Linked DNA regions of Mus musculus: all the other regions are linked to region 3. A link is a loop called in an ENCODE intact Hi-C map of the cell type or tissue named here. Cell type or tissue: left cerebral cortex. All regions are shown on one strand.

Evidence for each region. Hi-C counts contacts between places; a loop is a spot of excess contacts. Peaks named below come from ENCODE experiments on the same cell type or tissue, not always from the same donor. Only the 100,000 strongest peaks of a DNase experiment are listed, where the experiment ranks them.
Region 1: a loop joins it to region 3, with 6 times the contacts of the local background. A loop is called at or near these places in 2 of 42 quality-filtered maps.
Region 2: it touches region 3 in a loop (8-fold over the local background); 18 of 42 quality-filtered maps call a loop at or near these places.

Annotation. Positions count from the first base shown.
Region 1 is chr2:102,575,670-102,583,669 of GRCm38, reverse strand. It overlaps Pamr1 (peptidase domain containing associated with muscle regeneration 1), which reads right to left. Exons shown (of 11, transcript NM_173749.4): 2 at 2,761-2,937. Among named protein-coding and RNA genes, the nearest start is that of Pamr1, 30 kb to the right of the region's middle. In left cerebral cortex, no CTCF peak of the experiment used is centred here; DNase peaks (open chromatin) are centred at 3,834 and 4,185; H3K27ac peaks cover 532 bases.
Region 2 is chr2:102,103,008-102,111,007 of GRCm38, reverse strand. The region is part of intron 2 of Ldlrad3 (low density lipoprotein receptor class A domain containing 3); the gene reads left to right. Among named protein-coding and RNA genes, the nearest start is that of Ldlrad3, 79 kb to the left of the region's middle. In left cerebral cortex, a CTCF peak has its summit at 3,499 (motif pointing right); DNase peaks (open chromatin) are centred at 2,052, 3,365, 3,486, 6,840 and 2 more places; H3K27ac peaks cover 2,113 bases.
Region 3 is chr2:101,901,283-101,909,282 of GRCm38, reverse strand. It overlaps Commd9 (COMM domain containing 9), which reads right to left. Exons shown (of 6, transcript NM_029635.3): 6 at 7,644-8,000. Among named protein-coding and RNA genes, the nearest start is that of Commd9, 19 kb to the right of the region's middle. In left cerebral cortex, a CTCF peak has its summit at 3,331 (motif pointing left); DNase peaks (open chromatin) are centred at 1,036, 1,367, 2,832, 3,323 and 1 more place; H3K4me3 peaks cover 225 bases.

The DNA of each region.
Region 1 (8,000 bases), 670 kb before region 3:
GATTATACACATCCAGCAGCCTGTATTCTAAAGTCAAGGGTAACCATAAAGAATCATAACTGCATGCAACAGGATTGTTGGTGGTACATACAATGCTATTGTTATTTTGCACATCTATAGCATGCTATATGATGAGAGAGATAAGAAATTAATTAATATTAATGGGAAATGTTTTTTCAGCATCAGAGAAAAAAATCAAAGAAGTAAATACCCTTGTGCTGCTATGTATGGACTTGAGTGTTTTCATGCAATTTTTTTCTTTAAAAGAAGAGTAGAAAATAGATAATAAAGGGATGAAAGATAAATAGGTGATAGATAGACTAATAGAGAGATAGACACATGGTAGATAGACCACACCTTTAATCCTAGCACTCAAGAGTCTGAGTTAGAAAGATTTTAAGTTCAAAAACAGTCTGAACTACAGAGGGATCCTGTCTCAAAAGCATCAGGGTCTGGGCTTGCAGCACAAAGGTAACATGCACCCTGGTCTCGATTCCCATCACTGTGTATGCATGTGGGTGTGGCGGGCATGCACGTGCACTTGCATGCACAAATATCATACAAAGAAAGAAATTAAAAATGATTACCTATTAACAACGACAATCCAAAAGCCAGGAATACCCCCAGGACCCAGACTGTGCTCTTAGAACAAGAGTTTCTTGGAGAGATGGATGATTACTGATCTGGGGCTTGAAACATCTATGAAATCTGAATGACTCGTGCATGGTAGAGACCCAAGAAGCCTTTTAAAGCTAACGTGATCATCCCAGTAGTCGTGTCTGCAGGATACGGACTAAAGGACATGAAGGAACTCTCAGTGCCCTCAAATGTGCTCATGTAGATGCTAAACAAGTTTATAACTAAAACTGATAAACTACAAAGATAAACAAACTGCAGGTTCCCAGTGATAAATGCCGAGACTTCTCTGGTCCCCAATGGCAGCTGCTTGTGTGTCATCAGCTCACTGCTCTGAGAAGGAGTTTCAAAGCAGCCCTTTTCCCTGCCCTTGCTTGCCTTTTTAGGGTAGCAGAATGGTTAGTGTGGGAGAGCCCTTCACTCACCAGAGCCAATTATCACTACCAGCACCCCTGAAGGAAGGATTACAGATCCTGCGTGCTGCCTGTGGATTTTCTTGCCTATCATGTGACTGACCTTATAATAGCTGAGGCTACCCTGTGTTTACACAACAGTAAACACATAGTAGTTAAAATCCTCAAAGCAGTTAAAATCAGGCAGATTGTAGCTAGTGACCCTTCATAGAGGAATCTTGGGGCATTGTTCAGTCATTTCTCTGTAAGCTGCTCTTGCTTGACAGGAAGCTGGGTGCTAAGTGTCTCTCCTGAAATCAAATGTGCAGTTGGACTGAAGTCAGTCCTGGTTTCATTTTCAATGCTATTCTCCGTTTTTAAAAGAAGGGAGCATACAAATGAGAGAAATTCCACCAGCACAGTTTTGATCTTTCATTCATCAGCCTTCAGAAATCTCACCTGATGTCTCTGTGTTTCCCATCTGATGTGCCCTAGAGGGCAAGATGAGCCTCCTGGGAGGAGTCAGAACTCAAGGCAGTGATAGTTCCAGGGTTTTCATACTGGAAAACACTCAGCACCAGCCACAATGGAAGCATGCTGAGAAGCTCAACATCCACCATTCTTGATCTCCACTCTCCCCTCCCTTTACTCTTCTCCTCTGTCCAATCCCAAATTATGGCACTGCATTCATTACAGTCCTCATTCATTCCCCCACCCCCATCTTGCTCCCCAACCTGGCCTCCTCCAGTCCTTTTCCCAACTGTAGCTAAAGAGAAATTACTTGTAACCATTTACCAAAAGATCTCCTAAAGCCTGAATCTCGTAACAGGACGCTGGAAAAAGCTCTTCCTGACTCCCGTTCCTTCCTTCAGATTGCTCTCCCATACTATCTCTTGTCTGCCTCCCTTTCTTCACATCTCACAGCACGAACTTGCTTTTCCTCCCAGGATGAGCTCCTCAAAACCTCATGTGTCCTCTTGAATAGGCCCTTTGCACATTCTGTCAACAACTGAGCCCCTCAAGTCCCCTAGAGCTCTTGAGTCCGCTGCTTCCGTGTTCAGTAGACACATCACATCGCCTTGCTTAGTAAGTCTTCATTGATCTCTCCTCTGCCTCGCCCCATTCTCATCCTGATGCCTCCCTATCCCAGCACTTACATAGCATCAGTCACAGCTACCTGTTTCCTCCCCCACCCCAGCAGGCTGTAAGCTCTGGCAGTGTTAGCAATGTGTTTTTAAATAAAATGCCTGGAGAGATGGCTCAACGTCTAGGAATATATACAGTGCTTGCTAAGTCCAGTTCTAACACACATGTCAGGCAGCTTATAACTGGCTCTGAGGATGGATACGATACCCTCCTCTCATGAACACATATGTGCACACACTGATACATGCATACACACAGACACAAATATTTAAAAATCTTTAAAAAAAAAAAAACAACCCAAACACCACATTGTCCTCCCTGTGACTGCCTAAGAGCTACTCAGTCTGCTTGCTAAGTGAATGGATGAGTGGACGAATTCTCAGATTTATAACTTGATCATTAAAAAGAATACTAACTCCTCTGATTCCTTTGCCTGCAATCAGACTTGGCTGAGTTGTGTCAGTCTTAATAACTATGACACGACAGCCCTGGATAGCTGCCTGCTAGAGTCCAGACACTCAGTCTGTACTTATTCATTACCTCAGATAATGTGAAAGCAACTTATGGTGTCCCACCGCACACTCACCTGGGTGAATTAGACAGGAGTCACATTCATTATCCTCATTCCTGCAGCATGGGATGGTGTAACCCACCACTTCCTTCTTTCCTGGGCAGAGGCATTCAATCTGATCATATTCACAACATTCTCTACACATGATGTTCCACTCAGCTCCGGGACAGGCTTCATTAATGACCGTGTACTCTGCAATGGAAAGCAAGCAGGTGAGGCTAGGACCTGAAAGGCATTGGGAAGACCAATAAACACTCCACCATTAAGAAGCAACCTTGCCCTACAAGAGTGTCATCTTTTCTGAATGAGAGGCACTGGTGTGACCTCTTCTCAGGCCAGTACCTCCAAAGTTAGGTGACTACCCCAAGGATATTCAATGCAGATAAGATGTATTCTGCTTGTCATCTTATTTTTGATCTTTAAAGACTCATGCTTCAGATGCTGTGGCTCACTTGGGAGAGTACTCGCCTAGCTAATATGCACAAAGCTATGGTTCTGATCCTCAGTCCCACGTGAACTGGGAGTGGTGGTGCATGTTTGTAATCTCCAGTGTTTGGCATGTGGAAGCAAGAGGGTCATGAGTTCTGGTCTATCCTTGGTCTATATAGCAAGCTCTAGGCCAGCCTGAACTACAGGAAAGCTTTTCACATGCATATATACATACATACATACATACATACATACATACATACATACAGTTTTAAAAATGCTTCACCAAATACACGTAGACAAGAAGTAGAATACCTTCATAATCAATTCACCAATATAAATTCTTTACATTCTATATTTGTTTGTTTTAGCCGTACTGGGGATTGAAACCAAAGCACTCATCAATAACTACTGCCTCTCATTTCTACTTTTCTTGAGATATGGCTGGTCACTCTTCCTAGCTGCATGCATTGGTCACTGCATCTCACCAAGAAAGACTCAACTGCAGGGCTCCATAGGGGCCTCTGTAGGGCTCCAACAATGGGGCCCATCAGAAAAGCCCAGGAACCACTCTCTAGGTGGAGCCATTCAAATGCAAGGCATGTGGCCAAGTAGAGACAATGTCATTGCTTCCAAACTTGGCTCTTCGGTGTTGTGCCATGCCACAGTCATAGTATCTTCAAAGATAAAACCAACAGAGAAGTCAAAAGTACCTTCATTAGTATGTTTAAGAGAATGTCAAGGGTGAGCTCATTAGCCCAACTTAGTACAACCAAGAATTCTTTCCCAAGAGAAAAGGTATTTGTGGGTAGAATTTTTTCTTCTCTTTCTTTTTTTTTTCCATTTCCTTTTTATAAATGCAAAAACATACCTTAAGTAAAAAAAAGAAAGCCATCTGGTGAAATCTATAAGAGGAATCAGCTGGAGGCTGCACAGAGAAACTAGAGCTAAAAAACAACACTGCCAGCCGTATTTGGTCTTCTTGTTTTTCTTTTTTTCCCCCACTTTCTATTTCTAAAATTGTTGCATAAGAACATGAAAGCAGAAGTGGGTCAGGTATTTGTGGAAGAAGTGTATCTGTCTGGGCAAGGTCCCATGAAGCCTTCCCTAGAAACTCTCTGCAGAGATCCCAGTATGCACCATGCTTAGCATCTGCGAAGGCTTCAAGACCTTTGAATTTCGTAGTTCAGCTCTCTGTTTCCCTCCCTCACATTTGTAAATTCCAACACGAAGTTGGTCACTATTAATTTACCAAATAGATCCATGAAAAAAAAATCACATCTGCTCTCAGGCTCAGGTTAAAAGAAGATTCTAGAACCATGCAAAAGAACTTTTTCAATATTATGGGATACTTCATTAAATCAGATTTAGCGTTATGAAAGTTTAGTTAAGAAACACTAGCTTTCTTTCATAATTTTGTACAAATACCAATGGACCCTCAATTATTTTTTGCCTTGGTATTAGATTGGCATGAGGTTTTGTTTTTGGTATGCTCTGTACTCAACTGTGTCTCTGTGCTGATTGCCCAACTTCTGAAATCTAGGTGTGAAAGAAAGAAGATGACACACAGGGGCAAAGCACATGATTCTGAATTCAGTAATAAATTATTATTATCATTGTCATTGATATTATTATTATTATATTTATTATTTGATAATTTCATACAATATTTATTTTTTGGTTTTTTGAGACAGGGTTTCTCTGTATATCCCTGGCTGTCCTGGAACTCACTCTGTAGACCAGGCTGACCTCGAACTCAGAAATCCGCCTGTCTCTGCCTCCCAAGTGCTGGGATTAAAGGCATGCGCCACCACTGCCCGGCCATACAATATATTTTTATCATATTATTTCCTGTACCCCAACTCCTCCACCTCTCTACCCTCCCAGTTTCATATTCTTTCTCTGTCTTTAAGAAAAAAACAACTAAAAATCATGGCATCCAATCTGTCTTGGCCAATTACTCCTGAGCACAGGGCCTTTCCTGGAGTGTGGTTGATTTTCCCAGTGTCATTCCATTGGAGAGAAATGGTTTTCACTTTCCCAGCAGTTATCAGCTGTGTAGGTTCTTAGCTAGGGGTGAGACTTTGTACCCACTTCCCTTTCATCCTGTGGGATTTTGTCTGGCTTAACCTTATGCAGGTGTTAAGCATGATATAACAGAATCTGTGAGCTCATATGTTGTGTCTGGAAATGGTAATCTTCTTAAATGCACTCACCATCTTTGGCACTTACAACCTTTTGTGCCCTCTCTTGTTCAAGGAACAGAGGGACATGATAAAGGCACACCATTCAGGTCTGAGCACTCCAAAGTCTCATTCTCCATACACTATCCAATTGTGGGTCTCTGTTAATTTACCATCTACTGCAAGAAGCAACTTCTCTGATGAGGGCTGAACAATGCACTGATCTATGAGGATAGCAATATATCCTTGAGTCTTTTGGGTATAAATATTATTTAATATAATTTTTATCTACAGAATATAACTTTGCTTTAGAACAAGAAAATTTACAAAAGACTGATAATGCTTTTCTTTTGTAAAGAACTGTTTTAAGCAAGATACTATATATAGTCACTTGCATTTAGGATAATATGATAGTAAATAGTGAATATTAATGCTTTATCTGTGCCTTAGTCATTTATCAACAATAAAACTTTCAAGCTATGATTGGCCACATGACAGGATATAAGTGATTAGGAGGAAACAATCAAAAAATAGGAAGACCTCACAGCTCCTCAAAGATTTATAAAACAAACTCTTTGCAACATCCTTACATCATCACAAGTTCTTCCACCTTCTAAGCTAAATATACTCACTGAGTATGAATCTATTTTTCCAACATCTCTTTTGAGGCTATAGCAGTGTGACAGTTTGTTGACTAATTTGATTCTCTGTACAACAAATGCATTTGTATTCTTAATACAATAAATTATATCTTCCATAAAATTGGTTGATTACAGGTAAACACAAGGCAAAGGCTTAAAAAAATAAATAGTTTACAGAGATGAATAATAGCTTCTCTGTCTCAGTAATTTAACCCAAGTAACATTAAGAAAAAAATCTTTTTCAGACCATAAAATTTTTAAATTTACAAAAATGGCATTGAAATAGCAATGTAAATTATTCCAATGATTTTGTGACATTAGTCACATGAAATAGATGCATACTTTTGAGAATTCCCATCTAATTTATAGATCTTCCTTCATAACATAGACATTAAGTCATAAATTTTACTCCAAGCCACAGAATGAGAAATGCACTCACAGCAAGTTTTAGTTAATTAACATCACTCTTAGACTTGCTGAGGCCTAGCCTCTTTCGCTTAGGAACTTGAAAAATGGCCACCATTTTGTCAATATACAAAGATGAAAATTGCCCAGATATAAAAATATTTTTCTAGTTGAAATGCATACAAAGTGCTAAGAGGAAAGTTCGTGGTACTGAAGTGCCTACATTAAAAAAAATGGAGAGATCTCACACTAACACAGTATTAATAGCACACTGGAACGCTCTAGAACAAAAAGAAGCAAACTAAAATCAACAAAACAGAAACAAAGAGAACGGTATAAAGAATCTATGAAATAAAGAGAATAAAGAGTTGGTTCTTTGGAGAAAGCAACAAGCTAGACAAAACTTTATCCAAAGTAACTGAAAGGTGGAAAGAGAATATCCAAAAATAACAAACTCAGAAATAAAGAATAGTACATGACAGACACTGATGAAATCCAGAGACTCCAAAGGACAGACTTGAAAATCTTGTACTCTGCTAAATTAGAAAATCTAAAAGAAATGGGTAATTTTCTTAACAGCTACCAAGTAAAATCAAGATTAGATACACAAATGAAGTAGACATATAACTCCTAAGGAAATGGAAGCAGTCAATAAAAATCTCCCAGTCAAAAAAAAGTCCAGGGACAGATAGTTTTTGTGCAGAATTCGACCAGAATTTCAAAGACAAGTTAACACTAATACTCTTCAAATTATTCCACACAATAGAAACAGAAGGAACATTGTCAAATTCATCTTATAAGGCCACAGTTATACTGATATTTGAATCACACAAAGACCCAACAAAGAAAGAGAATTACAGACAAATTTTTCTTATGAACATAGATGCAAAAATACTCAATAAACTACTTGCAAACTTAACACAAGAACACATCACAAAGATCATTCACCATGGTCAAGTAGGCTTCATTCCAGAGATGCGGAAGTGGTTCAATATATGAAAAGCTGTCAATGTAATACACCATATGAATAAACTGAAAAAAACCCACATGATCATCTTATTAGATACTGAAAAAGCCTTTAACAAAATCCATTACCTCTTCATGATTAAAGTCTTGGAGATATCAGAAATACAAGGTACATGCCTAAACACCCTAAAGAAAATATACAGCAAATCTATTGCCAACATCAAATTAAATGGAGAGAAACTTAAAGCAATTCCATGAAAATCATGGACAATGAAGGGCTGTCCACTCTCTCCATATCTCTTTAATATAGTACTTGAAGTTTTGCAAAGAACAATAAGACAACTAAAGGAAATCAAGGGGATATAAATTGAAAAGGAAAAAGTCAAAAGCATTGCTATTCACACAAGTGATACATAAGTATACATAAGTGATCCCAAAAATTCTACCAGGGAACTCCTACAGTTGATAAACATCTTTAGCAAAGTGGCTAGATACAAGATTAACTAATAAATAAAGAAATAAATAGCCCTCCTATAAACAAACACCAAACAGGGTGAGAAAGAAATCAGGAAAACAACAATTTTCACAATACCCACAAATAATATAAAATTTCTTGGGGTAACTCTAACCA
Region 2 (8,000 bases), 200 kb before region 3:
TACTGGGTGAGATCTGAACTGCAGTCCTCACGTTTGCGAGAGCTTTAGCCACTGACGCGTCTTCCCAGCCCATGCCTTGCCTTCTCTATTTAACATGAGCTGTGTTTCTGTGTATTGTTAGTCATTGTATGGTGAAAATATATGCACTGCAATTTCGCCATACTCTATTGCATGTCCTTTACTTAAAAATAGACTTACCTTTATTCTTTTTAATTACATGTAAATGTATCTATCTGCTTGTGGATATAGTCCACTTGACTACTGGTACCCTCAGAGGCCATAAGAGGGCATCAGATACCCTGGCACTGGAGTTAGATAATTGTGAGCCATCTGACATGGATGCTGGGAGCTAAACTTGGTCCTCTGAAAGAGAAGCAGATGCTCTTAACCACTGAGCCATCTCTCCCACCCTGTTCCGCCTTTTGGCTTCTGTTCATCACTGTGTTTAGCATCACATAGAAACATCCTCCGCAGGTGACAGGATGTGTGGTGGGGTCAGCCTGGGCCAGCAGCACAGGGCTGAGGGCAGAGGTGAAGAGTTCACTTTCTCTGAGAGCAGCCACCTTCATGGAAGGAGTTTCTTTGAAACAACTGTCTGCCTCAGGGAAGGGCAGGGAGGTGGCCACTGTGACCTCTGGGAGGTCATGGCATCCAGCACTCTGAGGCACTTTGGCATGGAGAAGATAATGTTTTAGAAAAGAGCTTGCAAATCCTTGCTCTTTTGAAAGGGCACAGGGAGCCTGGAGATGGGTCCCGCGGTGGGATGTGGTCTTGTGAGCAGCTGCTTTGTATCTGCAGTAGAGAGGAAAGACTTTTAGAAAATAAGGAAAAAAAATCTATCATAAAGGGTTTTTAAAATATCACATATTGCAAAAATTGAGTGGAGGAGGACAAAGGAATGTCATCGGAGCCTGTCCCTGTGACATGCACTCAGCATCTTGGAAGCTTTTCACTCAGGTTTTTCCCATTTGCAATCACCATGGAAAGTCCAGTTTTTCATTCCCAGTTTTTCCATTGCGATTTCCCCGTGATGTCCTCTTAGTGATTTTTCTATAATTCACTATCATGTAATATCTTAGTTTATGTGCATTGGTGTTTTGCCTGCCTGCATGTCTGTATGAGGATACTGGCTCCCCTGGAACTGGAGGTATGGACATGTGGGTGCTGGGAACTGAACCCTGGTCCTCCAGAAGAGCAGCTAGTGCTCTCAATCAAGGAGCCACCTCTCCAGCCCTTCTCTACCATTTTAATTCCTAGATAATAATCCACTAATTTGGTATGATATTACTGATTATGCTACTAGTCCTTTCTCTTGTTTTTTATTTTTTAACTTTTGCTGCTTGGGATTGAACCCAGGACTTCACGTGTCCCAGGCCAGTATCTGCCCTGAGCTTCATCTTTATCTCTCCCTGCTAACGTTGTTCAGCTTTCTGCTACTGAAGAGTCTTTGGCATTGACAGCTTGACAGTGGGGATGGCACCCCCACCACCCATTTCCCAGGACTGGGTTCTCAGAAACAAGACTGTGCTGTAGGGCGGGAGCTCTTCCTGCCCGTGTCCACAGACTGCCCACTTGTTTTGCTATAGGCCTGCACTGGTTTGCTTTCACTGGCCAGGAGTGAAGTCTGGGACCTATTTTAGTCTTGGCAGCGTTGAGTAATATCTTTAAAATAAACTCTCTTTTCCTGGTTATTTTAATAGTTGAGAGCAGTTCATGTATTTTACATTTTTAATTTTTTTAGTTAACAAGGTAGAATGCTTATATTTTTAGCTATTAGTTTTATTTCTTTGTGAGATATTTGTTGATGAATTGAAATTAACTCTCACCTGGGCCTTGCGGGTATTAGCTGTTGTGCAGAGTGCCTCTGGAGGACCTCCGCTCAGAGCTGGGGCTCGGAGGCTTTATTTTGGTGTGCTAGTTCTTGGCTAGTGAATTGCCCTGAGTGATAAGTTTATTCAAATTGCTTTTCATGTCTTCCCTCTGTTTCTGTGGTAATAAAATGATGAGACATATGTGTCAGGAAACGCGATGCCTCCGTGAGAGCGCTCACTTTCAGGAGCCACAGTGAGTATGTGCTTGAGTGTCCTGGGCACCGTACTGAGCCAGGCACCTTATGTCCTAGAGCAACGCATTGGGTTGCCACGGGAGCTTTACTAGGAAGGAGCTGTCGTCACAGAGGCCCAGCAAGCACACAGAGCTTGCATGTTGGCTCTAGAAGACCCCATAGCCTTCCTCTATCAGAGACTCCCAAGAGTATTTTTTGTTCACCTGTGTAGGTGACCCTTCGCTGATCTTGTGGATCTGTATTACCCGTGGATCTATGTTACCTGTATTGTGCTTGTTGTAGTTAACAGAAATTCCTGCAACTAATGCAAAAGAGAGTAGTTGGCTTATAAAGAAAGAGAGTTATTTTGGAGTTTTTAACCTCAGAACCCAGTTGGCTCTGTTGCCTGTGGAAGATGGTGTGTCGTGGTGGGAGAGTGAACAGTGAAGTGAAACCTCATGACTAGGAAGCAGAAAAGAGAATGAGGAGGAAGGTCCCGGGTCTCATCATCCTCTTCAGGCCACCCCCAATGGCCTAAAGGCTTCCTAGTAGACTTTTTCTTTATAGTGCTATTATTTTTAATTATGAGTGTTTGTTCTCTCATGTGCATGCACATACATGTTTGCATGTAGCCAGGTGCCTATGGAGGCCAGAGGGATGGAGATGTGAACTGCCCAACATGGGTGCTGCCAATCAAACTCAGGTCCTCTGGAAGAGTAGCAAGTGCTCTTAACTGTCCTGTCAGATCACTAACTCTGGACCCCACCTCCTCAGGCTCCGTCACCTCCTTCCTACTCCTGTCAGTAAAACTTTAACACTTGGGCCTCTGAGGGACATTCAGAATACAAACTATAGGAAAAAATTCAACACATCAATAATGTTTTTCTCCAATAATGATTTTTAAGGTGGCCTTTAGTCCTATGGGCCTCTGAAACCTCTTCCTAGAAGCAAAGTCCCATTCCCAGTGCTAAAGCAGAGACACAGATGTCTAGAGCCGAGTGCCTTGAGACCTTCCTGTTCTGCCATGGGCTTTTACTGTTATCTCTGTGTCTCGACAAACTGTTGGGGGTTCCTCCTCACAAGTGGGATTAGTTCTCCTTGGGAGAATTTCATCGTGTCTTTGGTCACGTGTGGCACTTTTATCATCTCTGACTTTTGCCTGGGTGCGTGCATGTCTGGTGGAGTGTGGAGGAGAAACTAAAGGATGTTAAAAGAAAACATTTTAATGAATCTCCCAAACCAGAGACGTGGGAAAGTAGGTGCAGACTTGGAATCCGAATTCCATCTGCCTCCACTGTGCCCCGCTCTTGCTTACTCATTGCTCAGGCATGATGGTGGAAGAACTGGATAGAGTTTCAGGGGCAAGTGTGGAACTCTGGTCCCCTAGAAGTATAAAGGGGTCCTCCTCTTTTTTTTTTTTTTTTTTGTCACCGTCCTAGGCTTCTTCTGCCTCTAGATGGCACCACATGTAACATTTTCTTTTAAACCAACTAAGTTGGCATGGACTCAGAGCAAGCAGAGGGGGAAGTGGAGTTTGAGTTTGCTAGCCTGAACGGGACACTGGCTGTTTCAATAAGCTGCCTTCTAATGGCTTAGCATGTACAAAGACTGGGGAATCCAGGCTTGTCATGGGCTGCATGCAGCGTGCTTCGGGATGGTGGCCATTGCGGTGTTGTGGCCAGTGAAGGCCGGAACCTCTCAGTGAGTTGTGGGAGGCAGCTACAGCTGAATGGATTTTTCCCTTTCAGCTGGATCCAAACAGAATTGCCGAACCACCAATATTTTGAATCAGGTAATGCTACCTGCTGCAGTCTGAGGTTGAAATCCTTCCGCACGGTGCCTCTGGATTCGACCTTGCTTGGTGTGGAGTTTAGCAGAATGGATTAGTTACTCTGCTTGCTTTGTGACCAAATACCTGACAGCGTAGAAGGGAGGAAGGGGGTCATTGCTCCCTGTTTCAGAGGAGCCATCCTGACGGAGAGGGCATGGTGGAGAAGTGCGCTTCATATCCTGGTCACCAAGAAGCAGAAGGAGACAGTACAGGGAAGAGCCAAGGCAAGATGTCACCCCTAGGACTCATCCCCAGTGACTTCCTCAAGCTAAGCCTCACCTCCTGCCTTTCACTGTGGGATACATCGATTGATTAGGTCTGAGAACTCAGGATCTGATGTTCTCTGAACCGTGCCCCACCCCCAAAGATGTACCTGAGGTGTGCTTTACTGAGCTTGCAGGCATTTCTTACCCCACTGGAGTTGACAGTCACAATTAAGCACCGCAAAGACATAATTGAATTAAAATGAGGTCACAGAGTGGGCCTTAAATGATCACAGCTGAAGTCCTTCCAAGAGAGAAAATTTGGACTCAGATACCAAGAGACAGAAGGTGATGTAAAGCCACAGGGAGAAGAAAGCCGGCTGTCCTCGTGTCTCATATACGTTGATTTTGGACATCTGTCCTCCAGAAGTTCGGGAAAATCAGCTTCTGCTGCTGAAGCCGTTCAGGTTGTGGAAGCTGGCTACAGTCACCCCGTACACTAGCACAGCCATGGACTCATCACCGTTGTGTTTTAAGTTGTCACCTAGAGATGCATGCGTGTCCAACACTTGTGAAGTGTGATGACTTTCACAGGCATCGGCTTCTGCTTTCTCGGTGGTTTGAACATAAGAGCATGTTCAGATCTTAATTCCCAGTAACCAAGGACATGCCCTAACTTGGAAATTGGGTCACTGCAGATGTGAATAGTTAACATGAGGTCATATTATAGTAGGGAGAGCCCTTATTGCAGTCTGCGTGGTGTTCTAAGAAGATAATGTAAAGACATGAGGGAGGGATACTGTCTGACAAGGACCGAGGTGGGAGTGACACAGCCTTCAGCCAGGGATGCCAAGGGTTCACCGTGCTCCCTAGAAGACAAGGTGGGGTGAGGAAGGGAATCCGCCTGGAGTCGATGGGGGAATTGTGGCCCTGATGACCACTTGATCCTGCTGTACAACCTCCAGGGCTTTTCGTTTACACCGTCCACTCTATTGGTGAAGCTTCATAATGGCTGCCCTGGGAGAGGACTCTTCTTTCTTCCCAGGGGATCACTGGGAAGACACGAGTGCTCCCCTGGGCTAACCTGGAAGCAGTGGACACGGGCCTTTTTTTTTTTTTTTTTTAAACTGGCTTGCCATACTTGCTCCATCTCTTGGGGACAGTCCTACTCTCAGTTTCTGCTTGAATATCTGCTGTGTCACATGTGAAGTGTCCCTATTCCTGCAGGTCTTAACTCTGGCTAGCCCTAGTGAAGTACTGAATTCCACAGGCTTCTGAAGGAGTTGGACTTCTGACAACAGAAGTGGCCCTCAGAGTGGCCCAGAGACTGATTGTGGTTTCATGCTGACCCATGTGTATACTCTTGTGTGTTCTTTCTTTCCTACTTGTGTTATTTTGCTGTGTGTTTTTAAATACCTCTGGTAACTCAGTCACGTCCAGACCCTTGGGTTCTTCCATCCCAAAGGTGAAATCATATATCCTATAGTTCAGAACAGGGCTTTAGGGCCAGACCATGCTGGGTTCTCACAGTCCCCGACGCCCTCAGTGCTACTATACTTTTCTCAGCACATACTTCCTTGGCTATAAGATAAGGGACTGTCTCCGCACCTTCACCAGAGGGCATGTTCAAATCATTCATTGCATGATGTAATCAGAAAGAAGCTGATCTTATCCAATAGGTATTGTGCCTCGGGCAACAGTATACTATCCACCTCTGAACAAGCAGAAAATTGCGTGAGGTCTCTATCTGCCCAGCATGGTATGGTCGGCTGCAGCCTCCACATGCCCGGTCCCTCACCTTCCTACACTCCAGTAAGCGAGGCTCTGCCACAGAAACTGTTTTATTTCCTGGCTCAATATCTTTTTGTTTGAGGGAGTCTTTAGCCAGCCAATGTCAAAATGTCCTTCAGCTTATCTCTCTAGAGAGCCAGCTGGATACCCAAGCTGGTGCCAGAGGGAAAAAGAACAAATCTTTGCAGACCTGAGTTGAGTGTGGCTCTTGGTGGAGCCTCCTCTGCATTCTTCCCAGAGTCTCAGCCTCAGTGAACCTGCAGTGAACCTGGAGTTGGTCCCCAACTGCCAGAGTGGCTGTGGTTGGCTTGTCCTCAGAGCTGAGCATACCTATGTGGATTTGTCTGGTTGTGTTCCGTTTTGTGACCTGTAGCCTTCTCCAGTACCTGTGCATAGAGACCTTTCACTTCATACACTGGCCTGAAACCATTTTAAAACTTGATGCAGACGCTCCTCTCCCTCTTCCCCCACGCTTGCATTTTATACCTGTACAGCCGCCATGAGAAAAGATTCTTGGTTCTGATGTTAGAATCCCTCATTCCTAGGTAGGACCTGCCAGTCACCTATATAGGAACAAATCCAGGTTGTCAGACTTCCCATAAATCTTCTCTCTTGCAGCCTTTGCTTAAGAGACCCCGGTAGTTCTGCTTTTGTTTTTCCCAAAAGATGCCAGAAGTTTTGCATGAGGAAAAAAAAAAAGACAAAGTGCTCCCCAGCTCGCTGGGCTTATCAGTTTCTTAGAACTTCTAGAACACTGTATCACACCCCGGATGACACAAAGTGGCTCTTCCACAGTTTTGGAGACTAGAAGTGCAAAGTCTAAGTGTGAGGTGTGCCCTCTCTGGAGGATAGAATAAGTATAAATATATTTAAATTGGTTATACTACTCTTTCTTCTGTCATGTGGTATCTCGACTCCTCCACTTCTGTGATGAGGACACACTCAGCGTGCTGGTTGGTGAGAACGCAGCCTGGCAGAGCTGTGCTTTTCTCCGCCGTGGGTGTGGGTAGGCAGCGTGCTGGAGATGAAACACCCCGTCGCCAGCTTTCTGCCTTCCAGCCCCGCCTACGGCTGCGATGTCCCTGCTAGTTCAGGGCCTTTAAGTCCAGTGTGTTTGCCTTGCGCAGAACACTAAGAATATGGGTTAGCTGCTAATCTTTATAAATTGTAAGCTCACACATGAAAATTGGGCTTATTAGATTTTCTTTTTTAAAAAAGGGGGGAAGGGGAGAGCAAAAGAGAGATTCAACATTAGAATCTGAACTTGCCAAAAACAAAACAAAACAAGAAAAAACTACACTTCTCATTTGCCCTGCCTTTCAACTTCTTGTTCATCTGAAGGCAGTCAAGATGGCTATAGCTGTAAATGGATTGTTGTCCTGTCCATACGATCTGATAGAGTCAGGAAACATGAGGTCCTAGAATGACCACCACAGTGTTTTGGTCTTCGTTGCACATAAAGCAGTGGCGTGCTCTGCCATCAGCACCATCCTAGATTGACGGTATTAGATGTTTCAACCAAGGCAGTTGAACATTTCCCCACAGATAAATGCACTATGTGTGCATGCCTTCCTTAGGGTGTTGGGCAGGCAGGATGAGAGTCATCATGTACAGTGGGAGGGACCTGCTGTATAGCCACATTGTCTGTGTCATATCCTATCTCCATCCAGTGGAACTGTGGTATCTGGGCAAGACACTGCCTTGGTGGCCTTTCGATTCTGTGGGCATTGGGGAAAACAAAATGGAGCCCAAACTTTGTTTCACATTCTTCCCTCAGCAGCTGGCATACCCAGAACACTAATTGAACTGTTACTGGCAGAAGGGTCACTTCCTGGCATAGACTCCTCACCTGCCCTTGGCATTTTGGAGCTTCTGCTTCCTTGTCTGTGAAATTGGAATGGGACAGATGTGAAGACATAGGAAGAATGTGTGAGCACCATGTACCCTTCTGGTACTTAACAAGGGTTACATTTTGTGTTCTGTAAGAAGAATTTTAATACAATTTCCCACATGCTTTTTTTAGGCATCAAAGGCAGGTTGGATTATTATTCATATTCTAAGTTAAGGAGGGTAAACGACTTGATCCGAAGTCATCATGGATGTTCAGAGAAACAGTACATGGGGTAAGAAT
Region 3 (8,000 bases):
GTGGCAGGGAAGGAGGTGGCAGGAAGCTGTTCTGCACTTACTAGGAAAAAAGCGGAGGCTGTAGTTTACTAAGATAAAGAAGCCTGGCTTGTGGGTGGCAGTGTGGGCAGGGGCCAGGGACACAGTCCCACCTAAGATGCTACCCTAGCAATTCGGTCTTGTACTCAGACAATGCTAGGATTCTTGCCTTAGCCCCGGAAAAGAATCTCAGGATGAGCCGACGTGAGGTGGAGCTGGATTTTACTAGGAAGCTGTTTCACAGGGGTTTATATATAGGGGTGATTAAAAAGAGGAACGCGCGTGCGGGGGTGGACAGACTCAAGTGTGAGTGTGAGCCTCTCAAGGGAGAGTCACACACAAATGTCTTATCACTTAGATCGTTTGGGTAGCTCTCAGTTACACCACAAAGGGCTGCTGAGAATGCCTCTCCCCCGTTGATTGGGCCGTGGTAGTGCACGCCTTTAATCCAGCACTCAGGAGGCAGAGGAAGGTGGATCTCTATGTTCGAGGCCAGCCTGGTCTACAGAGTGAGTTCCAGGACAACCAGGGCTACACAGAGAAACCCTGTCTCGAGAAAACAACAACAACAACAACAACAACAACAACAAAGAAGAACCCTCCCCCACGCTGTTTCTTCCTATTTAATCCATGAGATTATAGGGCTGCTCTAGAGGTCCCTTGGAAAGAACCGTAGTCTGTTTAGAAACCATGGGTCACAAGGGCTGCACAGAGGGGCCTGATATGCCTTTTATGGTAAGTGGAGATTCTTGTGATATTCCTAAAAAAAAACCCTGCAAGTTCTCCTATAGGAAAGGAATAGGGCCATCCAAGGTCAGTAGATCTTAAGTATGATTTATCGATGTTTTAACATTCTCATTTGAGATGCCTTCATATAAAAGGAATATTGTCTCTACATAGACAATCTTTAATTATCCTGGAGTTCTTAACCGTCAGCTGCTGTGAAACTCCAACAGGACTCCTGGCTGAGCCTCTGTTCCCTTCCTCTTCTGCTCACAAGTCTGTCCTGCTTCAGGCTGACTGGAAAGGCTGAATTTGGGGAGAAAAAGCAGGCAGCCCCATTAGAGGCCGGTCCAGGATTCCAGGTGAGAAAAGGATTCCTGGGATGGTGACAGGGAAACAGATGCCCTCCTAAGCAATGACAAGGGCACTGGGGGCCGGGGTTAGAGTTCAGCAGTAGACCACCTGTCAAACATGCAAGGCCCTGGGTTCAATCCCCAGCTTGAGAAAAAGAAAACAGACAGTTTGAAACTGCTTTTTAACCTCTCCCAAATGTTCTAGATTCCCATCTGTGAGGTGCTAAGCAGCCAGACAGAAGGAGGAGTTCTTTTGGGAGGACACCGAAGTGAGGCAGCCATATGGAGGGTGGAGGGGAGGCGAGTGATGGAGAAAACGGGGTCGAAAGAGACCAGGCTGAGCCTCAGCAATGCTGGGTCCTCCGCAGCTCGCTGACACAGTGAGGAAGGTCCGGGTGCCATCTGTGCTAGGGAAATGGTATCCTGGGAAACAGATGGCTGGACAAGCACACCCTCTGACTGACCAGAGCCCTACAGTCAGGTTGACCTTCCTGGGAGGTTTAGGATGGAGTGTTCTAAGAGGCTGTGGGCACAACAGTTGTAGTCCTTGTCATCACGACGTCCCCCTGTTGCTAGATCAAGAATGCTCTGGTTTCTTGCTTTTGGCTGCACTGTTCTAATGCCCCTCCCCCACCCCATTCTGCTTCTCAGGTTAGAAAAGGCCAGGAGCTAGTGAACACTGGGGATAGTTGCTTAGTCAACCTTTGGCACATTCAGGACATTCATTCATTCATTCATTCTCAGTCATTCATGCTCGCATGCATTCCAGTGAGTACTGACTGAGCATCTATAACTGCAGACACTGTCTTAGCTGCTAGGGACAAAATAATTAGCAAAACCTAGACTCTGTGCTTAAGGAAAGGCACATCAAGAGGACAGGTCACCACACCCTCAGAGGAAGCTGAGGCAGGAGAATCATGAATTTGAAGCTGGCCTGAACTATATAGCAAGACACTTTCTGACACAGTAAGAGAACAAGAGAAAAAAAATACATAATATGAGAAGTAGGGGGGACTCCATTCTTGGTAGCCAGACCCGTCCATGCCTGTTACCAACAACTTCTATTCCCTCCATCCTCAGAACTCTACCCTGTTAATTCAGATTTAAGTCAATTTCTTCAATTTTGTTCCAAAAGCTTAAAATGTAGGTGGAAAGCTGGTTATGAAGGACATTGAGTATCAATTCTGAGTTTAGCCTTCATTCTGGGGCATTAAGGAGCCATTAAGAATTTGGGGCAGGGGAATGCCATTAGACTCTAGTCAGACAGTGGGAGCAGCAGGAAGAAGGAGGAGGAGGGGGAGGAGGGGGAGGAGGGGGAGGAGGAGGAGGAGGAGGAGAAGGAGGAGAAGGAGGAGGAGGAGAAGGAGGAGAAGGAGGAGGAGGAGGAGAAGGAGGAGGAGGAGGAGAAGGAGGAGGAGGAGGAGAAGGAGGAGGAGGAGGAGGAGGACGGGGAGGAGGAAGGAGGAAGGAGGAGGAGGAGGAGGAGGAGGAGGAGGAGGAGGAGAAAACAGAAATAGGAGAAAGCTGTTGAGCCCGAAGCAAGGAAGTCCAGAAAGTTACCTGGGCTCCTCACCAGCCATGGGGGTGGGGGTCAGAACACAGCAAACCCCCTTCACACCAGAACTGGGGCATTCTGCACAGGGCCTTACCTAGAAGAGGCAGCACGCAGAGCAGACATGTACCCGCCATGGATGGGCACCCTCCCCGACTCAGATACCTTCATACATAATTAACCTCCTCCAAGCAGTGCTGTCAGGAAGAGTTAAGCTTAATCTCTTTCTTATACAGATGAAGAAATCGAGATTTAGTTCAAGCAGCCCTAGACCTGCATCCTGCCTCCACTATCCACCCATGGTACAGAAAGTTCTCTGCTGGCTGAATCCTGGACCTGTGGTTGCCGCGCACAAACCTTGTTTGGCGAAGCTGTGTCTGGCCGGTCCAAAGGTACAGATTCTTGGATTTACTAGCCTGTGGCAGATGCATCGGGGCATTAGGGGAAAAGTCCTGAAAGGGGTCCCTGGGAGTCTGTCCCTGCTACCACTTCTCCTTCTTCCAACCTTTGCTGCCCTGAGGAGATAACGAGATAACAGGCCTGGATCTGAGGGCCTCTTTTACAGGTAGCCTCTCCCTAGCCCGGGCTCTGGGAGAGGTCTGCTGCCACCTCACCTTTCCCGGTCTTTGTTTTCATTACTAAGACAGATGAGATCGAGAGAACAAGTGCGCCATCTGCTGGGCTTATCATGCAAGTTCCAGCTGCAGCTAGCCGAGCAGCAGGCGGCGATTGCCTTCCTGTTTGGATTTTAGGCCTTATAGTTAGTTTTTTTGAGTCACCTCAGAAGATAGTAAGACCTCGTGACCAGTGACATCTTTTATGAAATGAATCCCAGAGACAGGCTATCACTTTATAGCTGGAAACTCGGTACCGACAGGAACTGCCCATCATCCGGGTACTCAGGCTGTGGGACGAGGCTGGAGAAAGGCAGGCATTCGGCAGGACCACAGAAACAATGGGGAAGATCAGGCAGAGGGAGAAAGCCCACTCGGGCCTTTCCCAAGCATTCAGGGCCTGCAAACTCTCTCTGTGGAGATTAGGGTCCTCTGGCACCATCCCTGTACTACTGCCGTTAGCAATTTTTTTTCTTTTCTCAAAACTGCTTTAAAAAGAGGTGGGGGGAATTAAACCATAGAAATGTGAGCACCAAAGAAGATCGGATTGTATAAAGGTCATCAGTATGCAGTTAAGAATGTTCAGGAGCCAGGCGTGGTGACGCACGCATTTAATCCCAGCCCTCCGGAGGCAGAGGCGGGCGGATTTCTGAGTTCCGGGCCAGCCTGGTCTACAGAGTGAGTTCCAGGACAGCCAGAGAAACCCTGTCTCGAAAAACAAAACAAAACAAAACAAACAAACAAACAAACAAAAAACCAAAAACCAAAAAACAAACCAACCAAACAAAAAGAATGTTCAGGAATTATCAGGATTGGAAGTCGGTGGATACAGGCTGAAAACAGGTTAATGGCTTGAAAACCTTCAAAGTTCTAGACGGCCAATAGCTTCTAGATTAGAGCATAAGGGGTTGGAGAGGTCACTCAGTGGTTAAGAGCACAGGCTGCTCTTCCAGAGGACCTGGGTTTAATTCCCAGCAACCACATGGCAGCTCACAACTGTCTGTAACTCCAGTTCCAAAGAATCTGACACCCTCACACAGACATGCATGAAGACAAAGCACCAATGTACATAAAACTAAGTCCATCATTTTAAAACACACACACACACACACACACACAGAGCTATCCTCCTGGTAGTTAAAGAGAGTTCCAGGACAGCCAAGATTATACAGAGAAACCCTGTCTTGAAAATCCAAAACAAACAAACAAACAAAATTAAACAGAAACAAAAGAAACGAATGTAAAAGGAATGATAACTAATAAGAGTTCCTTGCTTGTGGTAACATTCTCACCACACTGGACTCACATCTTGGAAGTTTGTGAACAGCAGGCCAGAGAGCTTGACTAGCAGTGCCTGGGCAGGGGGCCTGTGTGTGTGCAGAGACCTCACTGAGTGGCTCACTCGGGTGTCCATTTGTCTTCACACTGAAAATCATCAGAAACGGAAGGCAAAGGACAACGATCAGGATCCACAGAGGCAGCCGGCAGGGCTGATCTAGGAGGGTTGGAAGTCACCACACTCAAGGCAAACTTAGGTCACCTGTGGGAAATCACAAACTTTCTTCCGCTACTGAATCGGCAGCGTTGGGGAGATGGCTCAGATAGTAAAGGACCTGGTTTTAGATCCCCAGAATTCAAGTAAAGAAGCTGGGGTGGTGGCACATGCTTGTGATCCCAGAGCTGGGAAGAGAGAAGAAGATGCCTGAAACTCACTGGCCCATCTGCCTTGCATGTTCAAGGATGATCCAAGACCGCGTCTCGGAAAACGAGCTGGATAGTTCCTGAGGAAGCTCCAGCCTCCACATGCACATACACACTCCAACACAGCCTCATCCAGCGGCATGGGCAGACACAGGAAGAGGCACGGGGTTGGCTCAATGCCCTGATCTCCTTTTTCAACCTCTGGGGTCTGGGTGGTTTGAAGCAGCTCGTGAGCTCTGGGTGCCTCACTGTCAAAGCCCAGGGGCTCTGTTGATCCTGGCAGGGAAAGGCAGCCTGGCTTTCTGGAGTGAGGCACATCTACAGGCTCAGAGACAGATACATTGATCAGGACTAAGCTGCTCGCCTCTGTGCTGTGCAAGTGGAATGTGGTGGCCAGCCAGGAGCACTGTCACCCCAGAGATTGATTGTCACCCTTTGATGGACAGAGTCTACATCCCAAATATTCCCACACCCTGGGGAAGGGACCAGAAAATCACCAAGCAAGAACCTCCTTAGAGATCAGTGGGGGAGAGGTTCTTCGGAAATCGTATTGACCCAACCCGAAATATAGTACCAGAAAACAAGTCTATTCTTGCAAACAAAGCAAACAACAGCAACACAATCAAGTCCCTTATACAAGCAGATTATGCAAGGGCACCAGACGTATGCAGACTTTTCCAGGTTAAGTTCAGTGTGACCTCACACCAGTGTCATTGCATTCAAATACAATATCCAATCTCCCAGACACCCATAAAGCTCCTTGTATTGAGTTCTTTGTGAATGGCAATGGGTGGTAGGAACCTGAGAAACAGGAATGTAGGGTCTCAGCAGGTTAAAGGAGTGGGAAGGAAAAAGGGATGAATTCTAGTCAAAGCTGAATCCTACTTGAGAACAGCAAGGGGCTGTCAACACAAAGTAGTGGGCTGGGGTTGAGGTCCATGACCTGCTGGGGAATGAAAATTATGAAATAGTCTGTCTCTACAGACAGGATCAATAGTCTCTCTCTCTCTAGATGTGACCCCAAAGAATTCAGGCCTACAATTTTAAGAACAGCCTACTGCTCCTTATTTTGTATCCCTATACACACAGCTTAGTGTAGCTCTTAGGCCTCATTAGAGAAGTTCCTCTGGGCAGTAGACAGGGGTTAGCACAGAATTCATGAGTGGTCAAAGTGCAGCGTGGAATCTGTGGAATTCTCAGCCATAAACAGGACGTCTGTATTACAGCCCCACCGTCGGGGCTCAGGGACCACTGCAGAGTGGACAAGAAGACTGTAGAGCCAAAGGTCAGAGAGGACCAGGCGCAGTCTCTCTGGACAGGACAGGACCCTGCGGAGGAACTCATCACAGCTATAGTTGTCCGGGCAAGATGAACCCAGTCACCAATCCAGAAGAGAGGGAGGTGGGATCATAATCCCCCACTCCTAGAGATATTGACAATTAAAAGCTTCTGGGAGAGGAAGAGTCCATTTTAAGGGCGTGGCCCCTGTTAAGTCAACCATCTACCAAGAAATGGCCCTACACCCATAAATGTATAGAGAGCACACATTTGATATAATGGGTTATCTTTAAAAAACAGAAGACCAAAAGAAAGGACAAAAAGTTGGGAGGGGATGGAGAGGTGGGGGTGGGAAAGAGGTGAAGGGGGTATAAATATGACCAAGATGGACTGTATGAAATTGTCAAAGAATTAATAAAAATATTTCTTTATGAGATCGGGTCGCTCAACATGAGAAGGAAGCTTAGTCTTGACTTCCCGGTATCTTGCTGGGAAGCCAGAGGTTAGATTTCTTATCTTTCCTGCAGATTCAGAACCAAGCCAGTTAAAGATCTTCATCTCTTGCAGTCCTGTATCTCAGAGAGCAAGCTAGAGAAACCTGGCCCTCCATCCTAATGAGGCCATTTACCAGCAGGTGAGCGAACCTCTGTGAGCTGGCTGTCTCATCCATAAAGGCAGGAAAACAGCATCCATCCCCACACCGACCCCATTGGGCAGACAATGCAACGGATGCCCAGAGCTTCCTACTGCTGTTCCTATTAATAGGCAAAGCTAATGCTATTGAGCCTATTAGTTGTCCCAGTGCTAAGTGCTTTCAGGTGTGTTAGACTATTTAATCTTCACAGTCTTATAAGGAAGATGCAATTATGTGTCTACTTAATTAAAAAAGGAAGGGAAGGAGGGATGGGCAGGAATTGATCCTTAGAGGTCAAGCACCTCGTCCATCAAGAAGCAGGGCCATCTTCTGAGACCGGCTGCCTAACTGCCAGACCTCTATTCTTCACCAATGGTGCTGCTTCCCCGCAGCATGCACACGCGAGAGCACACACACACACACACACACACACACACACACACACACACACACACCAGGCTGCACTGTGCTACTGTGGGGATCATTGTTCTGTGGAGATATGGAAGGAGAGAAAGACATGGGGTCCTATGGCGTGAGGCACCCGAGAGAGATGTTCTGTGTGGCTAGACTCTCAGGAGTGCTTCACTGACTGTTAACGCTGGTTATCTGTGTCACATGACAGACAACAGCAGAGAGTTGTGAGGTCCATGAACCTTGTATCACCTCATACCATGCAGTTGTGAGCTTCACTTGGAATTAAGATGTTGGAGGTAGACAGGGCTGAAGACATAAACTCAAGCGAAAAGAACCACGACCAGCATCATGACTGTCAGAACCATCACCGTTATTTATTTCCAACCCTTTCTACTTTCTAGCCCGGGAATAGTGGCAAATGGTGTGTTCCAGTTTTCCGAACTGGAGCTGTGGCCCAGCAGGGCTGCAAGCTCAGAGAAGGGTCTGAGGGGACCGTGCTGCTATCTGTCTGCTGGCTTCTCTCTGCCGGGGAGCAGGCACTGCTGGCCTCACCCCTAATCCCCTCCATGTATTCCAGGGCTGGAAGTGAGCTCACCCGAGCTAATGCTGGAGGTAACCTCACTAGGTGAGTGCCACGGTGCCGGCCTGAGCTCTCCACAGCAGCACGCACAGGCGGCTGATAAAGAACACATTCCCTCGGGCTGCCACGGCTG